2 separate regions of the Homo sapiens genome follow, and region 1 is linked to region 2. A link is a loop called in an ENCODE intact Hi-C map of the cell type or tissue named here. Cell type or tissue: IMR-90. All regions are shown on one strand. Each heading gives the region's core, and the rest is flanking DNA. Links, peaks and the distances in the headings are about the cores only.

Region 1 (7,138 bases), core at 1,320-6,319, 910 kb after region 2:
CCATAACGAGAGCTGAACAGAGGTAGGCTCCGCAGACCTTGGCGTCCGCCATTAGCGGCCTGGCGCAAACACAAATGAGTGTTTTCACAAAAGCATGCAAAGGTTGTGAAATTCCAACGAGTCTTGAGTCTTGTGCTGGGAGGTGGAGATGGGATGGGGTAAAGGGGAAGTGGCGAATATATATATATATATATATATTTGGTCCATACAGACGTGACCAGAGATGTCACCTTTCCCTGCGCAAGGTACTTGGAGTAAGGCAACCTGGGAAATTATGGAGTCAGAACACATTGATTTTCCCGCAGCAGATCCAGGCAGCAGCCCTGATGAAGAATTACAGAAGAAATGCAATAACCTAATTCTCCTCCAACCTGGCCCTGCTGCGCCTGCAGCCCTAAGCGTACCTGGCTGGGGCTGCGGGCAGCACCTCCTGACCCGGGCATGCTGCACAGCTGGACTCCCGTTTGGCACTGCCGGGCAGTCCCCCATTCCCAGCCCCGGCTCACACCCAAGCCACAGCACTCACACCGGCCACGTTTTCAAGACATGCAGGCATCACGGCTGCTTCGGGGGGCAAGGGTCTTCTGGAAAAGAGAAAGCCACAGATACGGGCATTCTTGCTCCCAGCTCACCCCAATTAAAAGCAGGGATAAAGACACACACTCATTATCACCCAGGGCCAGGGAGAGCCTCTGCACATCCCATACAGGAGCTCCAGGGCACCAGGGTGACTTAGCCAAGGCTGGTGGGAAGCCGTTCCCCCAGCCCTGTGCTTCCCCTTGGTCTTCTCCTCGATTTCTCTTCCCCTGGAAGCGTCTGTTTCAAGGTGACCCTGTTTCATGAGTTAGCCCCAGCGTCCCCCGCCTGCTCACAGAACCAGGGGCCTCCCAGTAATTAACACCCGCACTTGATGAGGTCCAGCTGGCAAACTGAAGCGATGCCAGCATCCTCACACCACAACCTGGGCTCCAGCCGGCCCGGTGAGGGCCTTTCCCCCACCACCACTCTGGCCACTCTGTCTCCAGAGAAGGAGGGGAAAGTCACCCATTTGGTTAGGATGATGTTCAATAGAGAGTTGTTTCTAATAGTGACACTACTAAAAGCTCCAACGGGAAATTTAAACTGTGGCACTTCTTATAATGGAACACCAAGCAGCCACTAAAAATGATGATGTAGAGACATGTGTGCTGACACAGAAAACTGTCACTGCCTACTGTTGGGGGGAAATGATTACAAAATAATATGGGCATTGTAACTCCACTGGAAACCAAACCAAGTGTGCTAAAATAGTACGGACAGTATAAGTCCACTGCAAACTAAACACAAGTGTGCAAAAATAGGATGAGCATTGTAACTCCACTGGAAACCAAGCCAAGTGTACAAAAATAGTATGGGCATTATGACTCCACTGGGAAGCAAACAAGTGTGCAAAAACAGTATGGGTATTATAAGTCCACCACAAACTAAACATAAGTGTGCAAAATAGTATAGGCATTATAACCCCACTGGAAACCAAGCCAAGTGTGCAAAAATAGTATGGGCATTGTAAGTCTACTGAAAACTAAACATAAATATGCAAAAACAGTATGGCCATTTATAACTCCACTGGAAACCAAACCAAGTATGCTAAAATAGTATGGGCATTATAAGTCCACTGCAACTAAACACAAGTGTGCAAAAATAGGGCATTATAACTCCACTGGAAGCCAAGCCAAGTGTGCAAAAATAGTATGGACATTGTAAGTCCACTGCAAACTAAACACAAATGTGTAAAAATAGTATGGGCATTATAACTGCACTGGAAACCAAACACAAGTGTGCAAAAGTCTGTGCATTATAACTCCACTGGAAACTAAACAGTATGGGCATTAAAACTGCATTGGAAACCAAACACAAGTGTGCAAAAACAGTACAGACATTAAAACTCTGCTGGAAACCAAACATGAGTATGCAAAAGAGTAGGCAGTGATTCCATTTCTACACAGGAAAAAAAAACAGGCACCACTGTCTTTGCTGTTAGAAGTCAGGGTTGTGGTCCTCTGGGGGCTGGGACAGGAAGGTGCAGGAGGTGAACTTCTGGGGTGTGGGTCACACTGTGTCATGATGTAGTGCTTACCTGGGTTTGGTCTGGGAAAATTCAGCAAGCTATCTGCTGCTTATGACAAGTAAGCTTTTCTGTATGTAATGCATCAATAAAGGGTTATTACATTAGGTTGGTGTAAAAGTAATTGAGGTTTTTGCAGTTGCTTTTAATTTCTATTTATTGATATGTCTACTTTTCTGTATAAATATCAAACTACAACAAAATGCTTTTTAAAACTGTATCTATGCATGTGTGAACACACAGAATTGGGAAAGGTAAACATCAAATTGTTAACAGCAGTTTTCCCTGGGAGGTGAGATTAAGGGTGATTTCTATCTCTTTCTTCTGTTTATCAGCATTTTTTTTCTTGTAAGGAAAGTGTATTATTTGAGTTTTTTAAAACACAGCTTTTTTAAAAACAGGAGGGGCAGTTCAGCTGAAATTATAAGGAACACAGCCAATTAGGAAAATTGATAACAACCACCACATCATCATCTACTCAACAAATAAAGCATAAAATGCAGTTTGGGACCTATTCGACCCCAGAGTCTTCTTAATGCAGGCTCCCCTAAAACACAGTGACAGAATTCTTTTGCAGAAGTCACTTGCAGGAGTGAATTCTTTTTCCCTGGCCTGGGCCATAAGCCATGAACCAAAACGTGAATAAGACAGCTCTGTGTGCCAGGGCATCGCTGTAAAGCCTATCCTCGTCACCCACACCAGCCGGGAGTCAGCCACGTGCAACCAGAGAATAGTTACACAAAAGACAAAGCAGGCAGGAAACTCAAACCCACTCAGCAAAGGTGTGTGATGCCCCCACCTCTGCCAGAACCGGCGGACCTGAGGGCTATCCCCTCGCCTCCCCTCCCCACATGCTCCTTGCTCATTTTAGATCCATTTCTAACAGATCAGTCTTCACTCTGCGATGCCCAGATTCACAGGCTCAACTTCTCACTGCCATCCATAAACAGGGAAGAAGATATGTTAGCAAGGTGTGGAGAGACAGCTTTCGTGCGGTTGTGGGTCTGGAGAAGGGTCAGTCATCCAGGTGCAGTCATCAGCTCACCCTCCCCAAACCAAAATCCTTCAAATACCTGATCAAGATGGATTTGGAGGAAAGGTTGTATGGGGGAGTGAAGAGAAGGGGGACCCCTGGTGGTGACTGCTATCCACAGCAATCCAGCTCTGACCCCAAACTCATCCCCACCCCAAAGAGCCAAACCTCTGGGCTCTGCGTGGTGGCTCATGCCTGTAATCTCAGTGCTTTGGGAGGATCACAAGAAGCCAAGAGTTCAAGACCAGCCTGGGCAACATAGCAAGATCCTGTCTCTACAAAAAAAATTTAAAAATTAGCCAGGGGTGGTGGCACGTGCCTGTGGTCCCAGCTACTCAGGAGGCTGAGGTGGAAGGATTGCTGGAGCCTGGGAGGTCAAGGCTGCAGTGAGCTATGATCATGCCACTGCACTCCAGTCTGGGTGACAGAGTAAGACCTTGTCTCAAAAAAAAAAAAATTTCTCTGCCATTCACAGACCTCACTCTTGTCCCTTAGAGGTCTCACCCCTGCCTCTCCCGCCAGAACCCTCTCTGAAGTCTGGCGGACAGGGTTTGCAGAGATCTCTTTCTGGTGGGATTGTAGCACCTCCCACAGGTCAACTTCCAAACTCTACCCTGACTCTCTGCCTGCAACCAAGCCATATGCCCTCCGTGCCTTTGTTTCTCCATCTGTATACATGAAACACCCAAGCCCCAAGCCTGCTCACAGAGAAGGGAGAATGGCCTTAGATCTCCGAGAAGCCCCCAAGACCAGCACCGCTGGTGTGGGACCTGGAAGAAATCCACTTCCTTTGCAAAGTGAGTAAAGCTTATTTAGGAAAGCACAAGGTTGGGGAGAGGGGGCCGCGGAGGCAACACACTACTGAAGAGAAGACCAAGAACTCTGCCAGGGGCTCAGAAGGCAGCAGAAATCTCTATCTGTAAGAGGCTCCTCCTGGCCCCCCATGGAACCCGCAGGTTCCCCAGAGGCAGCTTCCTGTCCCCTGCAGGAGAACAGGAGGAAATGTTGTCCTAGATTACTGGGGATGGACCAAGTCAGGATAGAACTCAAAAACTAGCAGTGCAAAGCGAGTCCTTGAGAACCATCCCCTCCCCTCAGCCCCCCAGCTGCCTGCCTTTCAGCTGGGGGGTAAACAGAAGTGGGGACATATCTGGATTAAGAACCCAGAGCAGTAAATGTTCCCTTCCAGATTGTGCAGGGTGTTAGACCCTGGTTCAGTTGTCTCTCTCTTTATTAAAAATTCCACACTTCCCTCCCATGCGCCATCCCCTCTGGCCCCTCTGGAATCTCTTCCCTGCCTCCTCTCTCCTCTCCTTCCATCAGAAAGTTTGGTGGAAAGAGATGGCCACACCCTTGCGGTAACACAGCCAGCTGCCTCCAAGCTGGGAAGCCCCCAGGCCTCTCTCAACAGAGGGAATGCTTACCTCTCTCACACAGACACACACACACAAGTGCATACTGACACAAACAGAAAAACACAGGCATACAGAAGAGGGGTTCACTGTCACACCCAACATACACACAACACACAGACAGGAATATAGAGACATACACTCCAAGATAGACACAAAAACACAGATAAACCCACAGATCCAAATACAAAGCATTAAACACATAAGACCACAAACACACTCAAAGACAAACACAAAGCACAGAAAGAAGCATCCAATGTGTTAGCCCAAAAAAACACCCACAGGCACAAAGACATCTAAACCCATAAACAGAAGACTCGAAACAAACTCACGGGGATGCAGATGGACAGGCGCAAATATAACACAAATTAGAGCACACACGGCCAACAGCAGCAAGAACAACATGATACACAGAGGCCACCACTCAGGCTCACAGACATACCCTCAGGAGCTACGACAGGCACACACAGGGCTGTCAACGCAGATGTCTTGGGAGAGCAAGAGGGCGGAAGGAGGCTGGTTCTTACAAAACTGGACCTTGGTCAGTTGCTCCCAAAACACAGACAAGGCCCAGCCAGGCTCTTTCAGAACTCCTTGGCATCCTCTTTCTTGTTTTGGTCCTTAAATTCCTCTCCACCCCACCACCTTGGCCATTTTCACCCTGAACACCCGGGTGACCCCAACAGCACGATCTGCGTCACAGCTAAAGGCGGGAGGGCAGGGAGTGCTGCTGAGGTGGGGGTGGGGGGGTCTCTCTTGTGTCCCCTCCTGTTGGTTTTCCTCCCCAATGAGGACAGTACAAAAGAGGGGCTCAAGAAGTTAGGGTTTCCCTGCCACTCCCAGCTCCAGATGGAGCTCACATGTGGTAAACCCACACTGGGACATTGTCCCTGGACATACTTCAGTGGCTACAGACAGAGGCTGAAAATCAAGGTCAAATCTTTCCAGAAACCCCAGGGCTAAACTGCCCTCCAAACAGCCCCTGATCCTGCCTGAACTTAAATTCCCAGGCGCACTCACTAGCATCTTCCTGCCTTCCCAGCCACAGACCAGCTTAGCCTGACTGATTAATAGGGAGAGATCTGCAACTCATATTTAGCACTCAACTGGAGGGATTCACAGGTAAGAATTCTATTTTAAAAAATAAAGTGCCCACCAGTACCTGCATCCAATGATAGGCTAACAAAATTTTTCTGTGCAGTTAGTTCTGAAACAGTAAACTAAGAAATGAACTCAAAAACCAAACCCAGATTCACTAATCTTGAAACATCCACCAAAATAGCACCAAACTTTTAAACCATGCTCGCTTCCTGGAAAATAAAAATATCAATTGTCTTTTTAAACCTCTATAGTATTTTGTCAATATTTTTTTATTACAGCAGAGAATGTATAAATATTTTATTATAAACCAAAGGCCTAAAATAAACAGTTTAGTAAATAGTTATTACATTACAAGGAAAAACATCTGTGGAAACTGCTTTCCATGTAATTATTCTTGCTATTTTACATTAGCGCTCAACGTGAATTTCTTTGGCACTAATGTTTCACTTGTTCTAAATCTTCCTCCTTGTTGCTATTATTAAAATCTTAAAAAGGTGCCAAATCTTAAATGAAGAAAAAAAAATGATTCACTAGAAATTATTCATATCACAGTGAGCCACTACTAAACCTGGCAGGGGTGCAGTATTTTCGGTGAAATTAACATAAAATATACAACTGCAAATTATCCAGGAAATAGCTATGTTCTTTACGGCATGCTTTTACATTGGGAAAAAAAAATGTTCTTCTTCATCTCGCACAAAGCCGCAAACAGCTCCATTCCGGCAAGTTTTAAAGGGAAAGTAATAGATTTGTCAAAGGAGCACGGGCTTTGAAAACAGACTAACAAATAGCTCAGGGGTGGATCAGCCTTAGGTAATTACCAGAGACAACGTCAGCCCTGGACAGCCGGAGTAGATAGAGAAGGCAAGAAAAACAACAGCCCGCAGCTTCCTTCCCCCTCGATTCCAGAGAATGTATTTCCTCTCGAAGGCCTCAGCCCTTACTCCTAAACACAAGAAAAACTGTAACACCATGTAAAATGCAAATCTTGCTGTAAATATTTTATAAAATTGTTGCATACATCCCAAAAGCTATAGGTCTTAATTGAGAGCAGGCGATTTTTCTAGTCAATATATGGAAATGGAAAATGCTAATTTGTGTTTTTCTACTTATGAAAAACCCTGGAGAACAGCAAGCCACAAATGCACTCACTTTAATATTATAAATATAATTTGGCTCCCTCTCTACCATCCCCACAGCCCTGGCTTTTATCTCCCCGTGGCTGCAGGAGAGAGACAGAGAATCGCTTTCACAGCATCAGCCCGGGAAGGTGGCCTTGCATGCTGTGCAGAGGAGGGGGATGTCAGGCACAGGGCTGTGTGCTTCCCCACTCCCACCTCTTCACCCCCTAGGGATTGGCAGGCAGGGATGGAATATGGCAGGGCCACACGCCAGGAAGCACAGCCCAGCCATTCTGTTCCAGCAAGGGGCAGAAGCAAGAAGGATGCCTGGGGTTTCGGCCACGTGGCTCCTCTCTGCCCTGTTGGG
Region 2 (7,138 bases), core at 1,038-6,037:
TAATCTTTAAATTTTTTTGTAGAGATAGAGCCTTGCTATGTTGCCCAGGCTGGTCTTGAATTCCTGGGCTCAAGTGATCCTCCTGCCTTGGCTTCCCAAAGTGCTGGGGTTACAAGCGTAAGCCACCACACCTGGCCTAGCAAACTTTTTCTATAAAAAGACAGATGGTAAATATTTTAGACAGTCACAACTACGCAATTCTGCCACCATGGCACCATACACATTGTACTCTAAATGCATAGTGTCCACTGGGGTTCTGCAGGGCACAGCAGTTGCAACTGTGTAGTAATCAAACTCATTCACCTTCTCTTTCTGGCATTCTGTGAATGCTGACTCAGCAGTCCTCAGTCCCTTTTCTCTTCAGAGAACATCACATCAAATTCAGAATTATACCAACATTATCAATACATTGAGTAGGAACAAAGATTTAATTATTGGCTCCTTAATGTGACTTAGGTTGAAATATGCCAACTGTCATTCAAATGTTTTCACAAATACAAAATGGCAAGTTGATCATTTGCGTGTTTCCAGAGAGTTTGCTTCATTTAGGTGATCTGTCTCTTTTTTCAACCTTTACAAAATTTAGTTTCTTCTGTTCAGAGGAATTTGCTCTGGAAACACCATGGGATGTCATGAAAGAAGTTAATATTTAAACTTGCTGCAGACATGTTTATATTGAATGCTCAATTTTGAATGCCAAAGGAAGGAGAGAGATTTTTAGTGATTTTCATCAACACAAATGCCTTCAACAGTTGTTAAGGGTTTAAAATGAGAGTTTTAAAGGAGACAGTTTTTCCTCCAACTGTCCTACAAAAATCCTGTACTTTGCTCTCCTTGGTTGAGCTGTTTACATTCATTTTCCTGAGTTTAATAACAGAAAATTATTTTCCACTATTTTTTCTAGAAGCCTATGTTTTGACATAAAACCAAGAAGCATTTCCACTTCTTACATTTTAGTTTCCTCACTTCTCAAAGCAAAAGTAGTTCAATTAAATATCATTGGAGGGCTCCTTCGAGGCAGAGACCTTTAGAAATTGCTCTAACCCTTTAACATTTAGAAAAGCATATTTATAGAAGCAGAATGTCTTTGCAGTATGTGCTTGCTGTTCAGAGAGGGAAAAACTCCCTGCACTTTACTTTGAAGAATGAAGTAATTCCATTTCAAAGCTGGCCATTAGGAGTAATGGAGAGGCTGCCCAGATAGAGCCTCAAGTGTCATGGGCCCATCAGACTGGATTCATGTTTAGGTTTTAAATTAACTTCAAGGAGAGGGACCACTTCTGTTTTCACTGGGTTAGGGGAACAAACATCAGGGTAGAGATTTTGGCGGGGGGGTAGATTTTTGAAATCACAAGAGGAAATTTCCTCCATGCTAAGTGGGGGAGTGTGTACCCCATCCATCCTCTCATTCTCCTACTTATCCATCCTCCCTCTTTCATCCAGCTCTTCAGTTGTCCCAGAATTTATTCAATAAAGTTTATTGAGCACTTACTGTGTATCAGCTCATATATGGGAATAGTGCAGAGAAACACGGAATGCCAGAAAAACAGATTCAGGGACAGCAAGGGATAAAAGGGAGGGAGGGGAAGGAAGTATAGCAGGGTGGAGCTAGGGAGGTGGTGACAGCAAGAGGAAGTGGGTCTGATGTATTTTTACATCAGCATTTTAAGCTTTTTCAGATTCACCCTCCAATTACTTGATGCGGTTTCTCTGCTGTGTAGAATTTCCATGACCAACTGCATAGACGCCAGGGCCTGCTTGGGGGTGGAGGTTGGGAGGAGGGTGAGGATTTAAAAAGCACCTATTTGGGCCAGGCGCAGTGGCTCACGCCTGTAATCCCAACACTTTGGAAGGCTGAGGCAGGCAGATCACTTGAGGTCAGGAGTTCGAGGCCAGCCTGGCCAACATGGTGAAACCCCGTCTCTAATAAAAATACAAAAATTAGCCTGGCATGGTGGTGCATGCCTGTAATCTCAGCTACCCGGGAGGCTGAGGCAGGGGAATCGCTTGAACCCAGGACGTGGAGGTTGCAGTGACCGAGATCACCCCACCACACTCCAGCCTGGGTGACAGAGTGAAACTCCGTCTCAAAAAAAAAAAACCCACAAAAAACAAAAAACAAGCCAAACCCGCCCCCCCGCAAAACAACAACAATAAAACCACCTATTTGTTACTAAGCTCATTACCCGGGTGATGAAATAATATGTACACTAAATCCCTATGACATGCAATTTACTCATGTAACAAATCTTCGCATGTACCCCTTGAACCTGAAATAAATGTTGGAAGGAAAATGAAAATATACACATAAAACAACAATCATAACAATAAAAACCCTAAATATACATTGACACCAGGGACTATGCTGGGCCTTGGTATATAGTGGTGGAAAAAGAAAAAGACATGTTCTCTGGCCTTGATGGAGTTTACAGCCTAGTGAGGAACAAATACAAGCAAATCAATATCTATTTATAGTTGTGATACAGGCCACAGAGGAAAAGTGTGAAAGTGCAGTGATGATTTATTGAACATTCATTGCAAGCCAGGTACTGTTCTAGGTGCTTAAATGTGTCATATCTCATTTATTCCTCAAAACAAACCTATTTTATTTCCGTTTTTACAGACGAGGAAACTGAAATACAAAACCGTGAGCATGGGGAGACTTTGTTGTGATCAGAGAAGGCATCCTGAGGAACACACACGTGAATAGGGGTTAGCTAGGCGAAGACAGGGGAGGAATGTTCTGGGCAGAGGTAATGAACAGCTCGTGTGAAAGTCCTGGGGCAGGAAAGAGCCATGGAGAAAGTCAGTCAGCCAGTGAGGGGCCTGGAAAGGAATGGATGATGACATCAGGATAGGGTGGGCAATGGAGGGCGTTGTAGGCTGGGCAGGGAAGAGGTAGGTGGTCATTATAGGAAGAATGGGGTGGCACTGAGGAGGTTCGGCAGGGATAGTGTGAAGCACAGCTCCAAGCAGAAGCCCTGAAATAGAAATATAGTTCTTGGCTGTCTGTCCACTTGTGGCTGACAAGCTCTCTCTGTGGTGTCTAAGCTTGCTGCAGGATGACACCTCCAACAATTCATGTTTTGCAGATTATAGTTTCCTCATTATTTGAAAATACTTAATGTTAAAAGGCTGGGTTGAATTTGAAAAACTTTTGCATTATTACAAGAAATTTCCACATGCCAAAGAGCTATTAGATCCTTTAAGTATAACTTCAACAATTTTGGAATTGTTAAAATATTAAAAATGTTTCATTGTTACCTGTGCATACAAGTTTTCCCATGGATGATGACCACTGGGAATTTGGAGAAATCATCATTAACAAGTCTTTATCAGAAATTGCGTGGTCATTTCAAGCATAAAATATAATGCAAAAAAGTTACATTTACCAAAGCAAGCCCAAGCTTCTTAATTAAAACATTAAAAATATTTTAAACGGAGAGCTTATAAATTTTTTGCTTCCCGCAGAGATCCCTCAAGGGGAAGCCAGGGCCTCCTGTCCAGTGGGGCCTCAACAGGAAAACACACCACTGTGGGAGCCGGTGTCCTTGCGGCTCTCAATAACCACGCCTCCTTCCACACGGCCCTCTCCAGGTTCCCAAAGCAGGCTGTCTGTTCTTGTTCCTAACGGTAGGGGTCATCATTTCCCTTTTGTAATTTTTTGGAGACCAAAGCCAGTGCCTTCACAGGCTTAACTATATTTTTCCTTTTTTTTTGTTTATGGCATTAATCCTGAGGTTAGGGTCGGCCTGTGGTGAGCAATAATACATTTACCCTTTGACTTCGTGCACTAAGATGTAATTGATCATTTGAGGTCTCATTTGCAGGAGCTGGGAGCCTTAGTTCAGTTTAAGATAAATGGAGACAGGAGGACCCTTGTTTTAGTGATGTGTTGAAGAGAGCAAAGCACAGATATGACTGACTTATTTTATGAATTCCACTATCCCTCTCATCTTTATTTAAAAGCAAAAAAAATTTTTCTTTCACTAAGTGATTTGTTATTTAACATTTTATAGCCAGAGTCAGATCCTGGTGAGGGTAATTTCCCTTAGAATGCACATTAGTGTCTAGTTGGTAAATAAACTTGAGGCATTTTTATATTAGGCATAAAATAAAGATGAAAACGTTGACTTCTAAACCAAACCATAGCATAGAATTCTACATGGCACATGCTGTGTTGCTCCTTTGATTATAATTTTGTTGCCGCTTCCATTACAAAACAATTATCCAATGCATTTTAACTCGAACATAAAGAGCCATTTCTGGTGAAATGACAGTAACCGAAACTATTTGTTGAAAGCCTACTCAACCAACAAACAACATCATCTCTTCTGTAATCTTAATCTTCACAATGTTCCTGAAAAGTAGGTATCACTAGATTTGATAGACAACGAGACTGTGCCAAAGAGAAAAAAGGAAAAGATAAAATGACAAAACTAATAAGGGGGTAGAACTAAAATTCAAACCCATGTCTCAGACACTCAAAAGGCCCCTGATCTTGCCATGATACCACTTTGGGTTCTGAATGCTTTTATGAATGCTTTGCCTTTCCCTCTTATTTTTTTTTCTTTCCCTCTTTTTCATTTTCCTTTTTGGTTTGTTTTTCTTGTTTGCCAGTTTGAGGCTCTAGACATAAGATCTTTTCAATTCACACAAATAATGTGTGTCTGGACATTAATTTGGCCTGAGACTTAAGGAACATCCTTAGAGTAGTCTAGTTAGTTTCTTTCTCCTCCTAAGAGGGAAACAGTATGTGCTCAGTATATTTTTAATCTTCTCAGTGGATGCAGCAGCCAATTGAATTCTTCAGGGATTTAGTTTCTTCTGCCCATGGGGCATTCTCCCTTTATCCTTGAGCAACAAAACTGGTTATTGAAAGAGAACCTTGGCCCAGCAGGTCCTGGGGTAAGTAAAGAGCCCCAGATAAAGAAGTTTATCCCCTGAATGACTGGCCTATATCAGGCCCCTGGGGAGTTCCCATTTAATGCCCTTGATTGGACCACCCTGACGCTCAGGAGTCTGTGATGGGGCTCTACAGATGTAATGACTGCATGGGGCTTTCTGCAGGGTTGTCTCATCCAGGTATCCCAGGATGATTCTGGTCTGTGGCCAAGCAGATGCCATCTTCATGAATTCTTGCTTTTTTGCATAGTGGGGAGAGTGGGGCAGAGGACTCCCCATTCTTCCATAGTTAATGCTTTTCCCATCTCAGAGAACAGCCTGCCTAACTGTCCTCCCTCTGAGGCCAATTTCAGGTTCAGACATTGAGGCTCTGCATCCAACTGTGTCCTTGGAGGAACACAAGATGCCAACTCTTCTTTCCTCCTGCCCCTTGCCACTAGAGTCCCAGGAGTGTCTCCATTTGTAATGAAACTCTAGGATATAAGAGTTCACAATCTTATATAGTATTATTTGATTATTTAAATTTGTTAAATATTTGTCTTTCTTTGCAGCTAATTTATATAGTGCATGCTATAAGGTAAACCTGTTTCCCTACTTCCTTGGATAGAGGTCAGAAGAAACTCATTGATGTTCCGTAGGGTATGAACCTGCTGAACACTGTAAAAATAATACAGAATTATAAGGTGCAATACAGAATAGGAAATGTGCAAAGTGCCTTCCGGGACTCCATGAATAGGCATTTAACAAGGAGTAAACTGAGGCTCACAGACATTAGGGGATTTGTCTAGGTCACACAGCTAGGTCCTCAAACGAGAAAATAGGCTGGAACAGCCTGGAGAAGAGAATTTTCAAGAGAAAGAGAATCTGATTAAAGTTCATATAACTACTAAGGAAATGGAGGGAGTGAGCATGATCCTGTTGAATGATGCTTGGAAGATCTTTTCATATATATATATTGAAATGGAGTCTTGCTCTTGTCGCCCAGGCTGGAGTGCAGTGGCACAATCTTGGCTCACTCCGACCTCTATCTCCCGGGTTCAAATGATTCTCCTGCCTCAGCCTCCCAAGTAGCTGGGATTACAGGCATGTGCCACCATGCCTGGCTATTTTTTTTTTTTTTTGTGGAGACCAGATTTCACTATGTTCCCCAGGCTGGTCTTGAACTTCTGACCCCAGGTGATCCGCCCTCCTTGGCCTCCCAATGTGCTGGGATTACAGGTGTGAACCACCACGCCTGACCCTTTTCTCATCTTTTAATATGAACTTGGCCTTCAGGTCCCAGCTCCAGTATCCTAAGCCTTCCTTTACACCCTTCTAGATGGAGCTAATCACTGCTCCTTGGTTTTCCGTGACACTGGATTCTTAAGGATCCTTCTTAGAGCATCCAACTCACTATTGTGTTATTGTCCTCTGTGTTAGTCAGGGTTCTCCAGAGAAACAGAAACAAGATGTGTGTATACAGAAAGGTTTACTTGAAAGAATTGACTCATGTGACTGTGGAAACTTGGTGAGCTTAAAATCTGATGGGTAGGCTGGAGACCCAGGGAAGCAGGGAAGAGTTTCAATTTGAGTCCAAAGGCTGTCTGCTGGCAGAATTCCTTCTTATGTAGCGGAAGTCCGTCTTTGTTCTATTCAGGACTTCAACGGAGTGGATGAAGCCCACCCACATGGCTGTCTGCTTCACTCAGAGTCCACTGATTTAAATGTTAATCTTATCCCAAACACCATCGCAGGAATATCCAGAATAATGCTTCATCAAATATCTGGGTGCTGTGGTCCAGGCAAGTTGCCACATAAAATTAACCATCACATCCCCATTCCTGGGTCTGTCTTCACTGCTAGACTGTGGGGTCCTCTGGGCCAGGGACTGTCTTTTATCTTTCTTTCCAGCACTCAGAAAGAACATACAGCAGGTACTCAATACATTCATTTTGATTTGAAAAAAAACAAACAAAATAAACAAACACCCCAAATTGCTTTCAAAAAAGTATTCCTTTTATTCCTACTGCAATTCTCTGCATTCCCCTACTCTTTAATAAGAGGAAACAGAGGCTTAAGGAAATATACCCACGATCACAAACCAGATAAGTGGCAGAGTTCTAGGCTGTGTGCTTTTTGCACTATATAGCACAATGTCCTTTGATTTGATAAAAATGTCAGAGGAGGTGGTCCGGGGTCTGGGGTATTCTGAATCAATGTCTTACAGAAACTGTTATTCAAAATCTAGCCCAAC

What was found. Hi-C counts contacts between places; a loop is a spot of excess contacts. Peaks named below come from ENCODE experiments on the same cell type or tissue, not always from the same donor. Only the 100,000 strongest peaks of a DNase experiment are listed, where the experiment ranks them.
Region 1: it touches region 2 in a loop (26-fold over the local background); 2 of 110 quality-filtered maps call a loop at or near these places.

The regions. Positions count from the first base shown.
Region 1 is chr16:49,589,854-49,596,991 of GRCh38, forward strand. The region is part of intron 5 of ZNF423 (zinc finger protein 423); the gene reads right to left. Among named protein-coding and RNA genes, the nearest start is that of LINC02179, 130 kb to the left of the region's middle. RefSeq lists an enhancer at 7,086-7,138. In IMR-90, for the core only: a CTCF peak has its summit at 3,239 (motif pointing left); no DNase peak of the experiment used is centred there; H3K27me3 peaks cover 1,197 bases.
Region 2 is chr16:48,684,011-48,691,148 of GRCh38, forward strand. All of the region lies in intron 1 of LOC105371240 (a long non-coding RNA gene), which reads left to right. Among named protein-coding and RNA genes, the nearest start is that of N4BP1, 77 kb to the left of the region's middle. RefSeq lists a silencer at 3,511-3,630. In IMR-90, for the core only: a CTCF peak has its summit at 3,635; a DNase peak (open chromatin) is centred at 3,621.